Regions from separate parts of the Homo sapiens genome. Here region 1 is linked to region 2. Evidence: chromatin loops called from intact Hi-C (ENCODE). Cell type or tissue: OCI-LY7. All regions are shown on one strand. Each heading gives the region's core, and the rest is flanking DNA. Links, peaks and the distances in the headings are about the cores only. Region 1 overlaps IATPR (ITGB1 adjacent tumor promoting lncRNA). Region 2 has its middle 34 kb from the start of IATPR.

The links. Peaks named below come from ENCODE experiments on the same cell type or tissue, not always from the same donor. Only the 100,000 strongest peaks of a DNase experiment are listed, where the experiment ranks them.
Region 1: it touches region 2 in a loop (2.1-fold over the local background); 2 of 110 quality-filtered maps call a loop at or near these places.

What each region holds. Positions count from the first base shown.
Region 1 is chr10:33,094,963-33,097,888 of GRCh38, forward strand. The region is part of intron 1 of IATPR (ITGB1 adjacent tumor promoting lncRNA); the gene reads right to left. Among named protein-coding and RNA genes, the nearest start is that of IATPR, 20 kb to the right of the region's middle. RefSeq lists an enhancer at 1,005-1,670. In OCI-LY7, for the core only: no CTCF peak of the experiment used is centred there; DNase peaks (open chromatin) are centred at 1,159 and 1,629; H3K4me3 peaks cover 2,121 bases; H3K27ac peaks cover 2,500 bases.
Region 2 is chr10:33,149,763-33,152,688 of GRCh38, forward strand. No RefSeq gene overlaps it. Among named protein-coding and RNA genes, the nearest start is that of IATPR, 34 kb to the left of the region's middle. In OCI-LY7, for the core only: no CTCF peak of the experiment used is centred there; DNase peaks (open chromatin) are centred at 1,329 and 1,779; H3K4me3 peaks cover 913 bases; H3K27ac peaks cover 2,492 bases.

The DNA.
Region 1 (2,926 bases), core at 182-2,681, 55 kb before region 2:
TCATGAAAATAGACTAATACAAAGACCTAATTAGGGAATTCCTCAAATACACAAAGGAGTCTACTAAATGCTGGATATCTAAACAACTTCCACTACTTATACCCAGAAACTTAAATCTAACTCAAGCCAGAAAACACCTTTGAAGGTGAAATTTCCAAACAAGAGCAGACTAAATTGGGCTTGTTTTATTAACCCAGGTCTCAGCTTCCTTTGTTACTTGGAGATGAACCTGACTACCTCTACCACGTGCTTCTGGGGCTTTCTGGTTGTTTTTCCAAGGGAGGCAATTCCATAATATACAGGGCACATGTGAAATAAGATACACTGTCTGGGAGACAGCAAGCAGGTTGTCCTAAAGGGTAAGATCTAATTCTTGCATTTAAAATTTTTCCTCTGGAAAATTGTGTCAAATCTCAAAAATAATGCTATATAGGGTAAAATAATGATTTGGAGTTAACTGTACACACAGCCCAATTCCTTTGTGATAATAGGGTTTTTTTTCCTATTATATCAACAGAACAGCACTTTGGAACATATGCACTTGAATACGTGATTTTACCAAATCAAGGAAATTCAGTAAGAATCTTTATGATGCAATTTTACTCTTCAGACTAAAAGTACATAAATACATATCACACACACATTTGATACATAATATAATTATTCTATACCATAATATGTCACATATTAGCATATAATATATGAAATGTAATTATCTGTGATATATAATGAAAATTATATATTAAATATGTATAATTATACATAACATAGTATGTTTATAGCATAGTGTAGCATATAAATTGTCTTATATCTCTTTTTGCTTATTTTCTCCCTTTATCTCATATTAATTATTTGCCCATTTTGAAACTCATGAAGTAACAGTTTAATAAATTAGGTATTATCATTTGCTAAACAGGTGATTAGGGAGAGAGGTAAAGTGATATTTTAAGTAATTTCTTTGGAGTATCTTCTTGCTACTGTGTTCTCTGTTTCTGTCAGTGTAACGGGGAAATTGAAAGTTGGCTAGATATCATTTTAAGCTACTATTCATTTTCATTTCCCCATTTTATTTTTGTGAGACTATTTCACTTGTCAGTTCAAGACGTTAGACACATTTGATTAAATTATCAGTGAGTGATCATTGTGACAGTAAGACGCAGAAGAGGAGAGGTGAAAAACGTTTGCAAAAGAAAAGCAGAGATATAGAAGAATGGGTAGGAAATGAATGGGGTGATGAAACAGAGAAGTCTCAATAAAGCCCCTGATAAACAAAGCCAGGTGTCCCAGCAGAAAACCTTGCTTCCCCCATCCAGCTGTGCTCCACAGGCAGCCCCTCTTTCATCTGGGCAGATCCTTTTCATAGTTAAAATAGCTACTATCAACTTAGGAATAAATGTGCCCACAGTACAGCTTCTTTATAAGAATGGCATCATTCCCTCTTCTGTTAATGGAGATGGTCTCTATCTACATGGATGTATAGAGAAAGGATTTTTAAGACCCACTTTACCCCAGATCTGTTTTACAGCAAAGCTCTTCATGATAAGTTCCAGCCAACATCACATTTCACAGAGCTTGAGAAAGCCAGCGCAGTGGGGAATCCAATCTCCCAGGGTGTGGTAGCATCTTCTTATATATTTGGAGTCCCTTCATACATAAATCAGAGGAGAAGACAGTCATGTAATGCTCACAATTATGGCCTGTGAAGTATGCAAGACCTGGGTCTCAGAAAGCCACAGCTCCACAAGGCATTAGATTTATGCCCATAGCAAATTACCAAAACTCTCAGAAGCCCTTTTGTGCTGGTCCACAGTGGAGGAGAAGTCATGGAATTTTTTCAAGAAGGATGTTGGAAAGATTGCATGAGGAAAAGTTCTCAGGATGCTGTCAGGCATACAGTAATTATTATAATCAGAATATGGTTGTTAATTCTTGTTGATGAAAATAGCCAAACTTTGTAAAATATTTAAAGAGATTTATTCTGAGCTAAATGTAAGGACCATGATCTGTGACACAACCTCAAGAGGTCCTGAGAACATGTGCCCAAGGTGGTTGGGTTACAGCCTGGTTTTATATGTTTTAGGGAGACATAAGATATCAATCAGTACATGTGAGGTACATATTGGTTTGGTCTGGAAAGGCAAGACAATGTGGAGCTGTGGGGGAGGTGGTGAGGAAAAGGGCTTCCAGGTCATAGGTAGATTTAAAGATTTTCTGATTAGCAATTGGTTTAAAGAGTTAAGTTATTATCTAAAGACTGGGAATCAATAGAAAAGAGTGTCTGGGTTAAGATAACGGGCTGTAGAAACCAAGGTTTTTATTATGTAGATGAAGTCTCGTAGGTTGCAGCCCTTAGATACAATAGATGGCAAATGCTTGCTATTCAGATCTTTAAAAGGGGGAGAATATAATGAGCCATGTCCAACGGCCCCCCACTTCCGATCATGGTCTAAATTAGTTTTTCAGGTTTCTTTGGAATCATTTTTGCCAAAAGGGAGATCCATTTGGTTGGTTGGGGGGCTTAGAATTTTTTTGGTTTGCATTCTTATATGTTTTAAAGGTTTTTGTCTTCTTCTCCTTCTCCTTCTCCTTCTTCTCCTTCTTCTATTTTGAGATGGGGTCTCACTCTGTTGCCCAGGCTGGCATGTAGTGGCACGATCTTGGCTCACTGCAACCTCTGCCTCCCTGGCTAAAGCAATCCCCTGGCCTTAGCCTCCCAAGTAGCTGGGACTACAGGTGTGCACCACCATATCTGGCTAATTTTTAGTATTTTTGGTAGAAATGAGGTCTCTCTGCCCATGCAGCCCAGGCTGGTCTTGAACTCCTGAACTCAAGTAATCCAACCACCTCAGCCTCCCAAAGTGCTGGGATTATAGGCATGAGCCACCCAGCTGCTTTAAAGTTTTATAAAAACTTTCACATTTATTTT
Region 2 (2,926 bases), core at 309-2,808:
ATGGACCAAAGCCTTCCACATGCAAAGGGAAAATGATTTCCAACCTAAAATTATTATTATTATTATTTTTGAGATGGAGTTTCACTCTTGTTGCCCAGGTTGGAGAGCAATGGTGTGATCTCGGCTCACCACAACCTCCACCTCCTGGGTTCAAGTGATTCTTCTGCCTAGCCTCCCGAGTAGCTGGGATTACAGGCACGTGATACCACGCCTGGGACTGATTTTGTATTTTTAATAGAGACAGGGTTTCTCCATGTTGGTCAGTCTGGTCTCGAACTCGTGACCTCAGGTGATCTGCCCACCTGGGCCTCCCAAAGTGCTGGGATTATAGGCGTGAGCCACCGTGCCTGGCCCCAGCCTAAAATTCTATGCTTAGCTGAAAGATTGATAAGAAAATGCTGGTCATCCTCTTGCAGTTGGCACTAAATTCATGTAAGATTATTTGTTCTTTAAGGCTCTGTTCTGCAGGCCAGTCAATGTGAGGATGTTTGCTATCAAACACTTTTTCAAAGCATTTTTAGTTCATCTGTTCTTTCGTTCAGCCCTTAGAGAGGTCATGTAGTAGCAGAGAAGGAATTCAGAGAACTGGCTCAACTTCCTTTTGCCATCGTTTTATTTTTGAGCCTGTGTGTTCTAGATCCTGTGACTTCTTGTTTCTTGGTTTAATCTCTCATTTGGCAAGATCATATCCTCCAACAGCTGCAGAGATATGGAAAATATGAGTACCTACACATCAGCAAATGTCTTTAGTCTATAATTAAATTTGACAGTACATTAAGAAACATAGGATCCCAAAGCAGAGGAGCCCAAGAACGACAGCGATGCCTGTCTTGTTCTTTATTGGCCAGTTTGCCCCATGCGGGCATCCCAGGGCCTGTAGGCTTTGAGCAAGCGAGATCCTTGAACATCACTGAAGTCTGGGAGGGATGGGAGAAGCAGACCCTCCAAGGGATCTGGTCATGTGGGGCCAGGGCATGGGATCTATAGTTCTTCGTGCTTCAGCTCCCACCACGGCAGGTGCCAGGAGAGAAGCTGAGTCCACTGGAGAGGAAGCAATGGCTAGGGTACTAGGCTGTGCACTGAGCTCTCCGCTGAGAGCCTCGGAGGTGGAGAGTGGATGGGAGAGAGGGCACAACAAAAATTGGGGTGGTGCAATCAAGTTTATTACACTACCCCCTCCCAACCAAACCCATCCTCTGAGAAGTAACCCTGTTCAACAGCTTAGCTTGGAAATATTAACATCTCTGATTGTTGGTCAGGAAGCATGATGCCATTTTTATCTTTTTCATCTAAACAAAGTCAAACAAAACCTCTCTCTCTTCAGGGCAAACAACCTTGACAGATGGGTTTCCTGGGCAACTGTAGGCACCTTGAGTATTTTCTTCAGTGCGGTTACCTCTGTACCTGACACTCAGTCAATGTTGCTTGAGTGGACAAGTGAATGACTGTCCAGCATCAATACATTCCTGTTGATTTGTTAGATGAGGAGACCATAAGGAAAAAAAAAAGTCACATCATGTGGATCAGTTGTTCTCAAACTTGAGCATGCACAAGCATTGCGTGGGGAAGATTGTGAAAACTGCAGGCCTTGGTTTCCAGTGTTAAAGTTTCCAATTCCGTCGATCTGGGGTGGAGAGGAGAATTTGCATTTTTAAAAACAAACATCTCAGGTGAGTCTGGTGCAGGTGGTGTGGAGACCACATTAAGAGAAGCAATGCTGAAAGTGCTGGTCATTTGTGGCATGTTGCCTTAGGGATGTGAATGGTAGAAAAAGACCATGTTTTATGTTTACTCCCAGCAAGGGCCACACCTACAGGACACAGCTGCAGATACCACATTTGCCTTCCTATCCACCTGACATTGGAGAGAACTTGCTACTGAAAAAGGAACTTGACCATTATTGCAACAAATGACCTGTAAATACACAGTGTGAGCTATCCACACAGTGTGGGCTGAGACATGCCGAAGTCCTATATCACTCCCAAATATCTCTCATCCTATGGCATTTTATCCCATAGGCATTTATTAGGTACTTACTTTGTGCCAGGCACTGTGTTCAGTTCTGGAGACAACAGGTGTTTCAGAAATATAAGTCTTGAGCCAGGCAGCGTGGTGCACACCTCTAGTTCCAGCTACTTGGGAAGCTAAGCCTGGAGGATCACTTGAGCCCAGGAGTTCGAGGCCAGCCTGGGCAACATAATGAGATCCTGTCTCTAAAAAATAAAAAATAAGAAAAAGATATAAAGGTTTTTGAAATCTTTTATCATATTTGTACTTTCTTTGGGCAAGAATGCAACCACGTTCCCTGTGAATCTAGTAGCAAGACGAGTGAGCATGAAGTCAGCAATGGTGAGTGGATGAAGGGTAGTAGAAGGTGTGAACCAGAAAAAACTGATTTTGTTAACCAACCTCAGTGAAACTGTGGAGAACCCATGTTTTCTAAGATCCCACGCTCTGAGAAAGTTTGCTGTTTGGTTCGCTTTGATGGGAAAGGGCAGCCCGTTCTTGTGGAGGGGCCAAGCCTCATGGGTCACTTTGACATAGGGAAGCAGCCTCGGTTTCCAAACCAGACGATAAGAAGTTTGAACACAACATTCCACAGTTATCTTAACTTTGCTGTTTCCAAGGAAACAGGACCCTGAGTCCAAGTCTTAGACCTGCTGGTTATCAGACTATGATGTTCCCAATAGAATCTACAAAGAAAAAAAAAGTTCGTGATGGGACTTGGCCAAGACCACATAAATTTACAGCGTGCCTCCCAGGCCATCCCACAGCTGCAGAGGGATGGGCAACCTCTGTCCTTTTGAGCAATTATTGCTTTCCTACCTAATGGCGACTTCTTTCCCAGTGACTCCCTCAGCCCCACTTCACTCTTCTTCCTCCTGAATAATGATTGCTGCATACCTAGTTTCTAAACGCCTGTTCT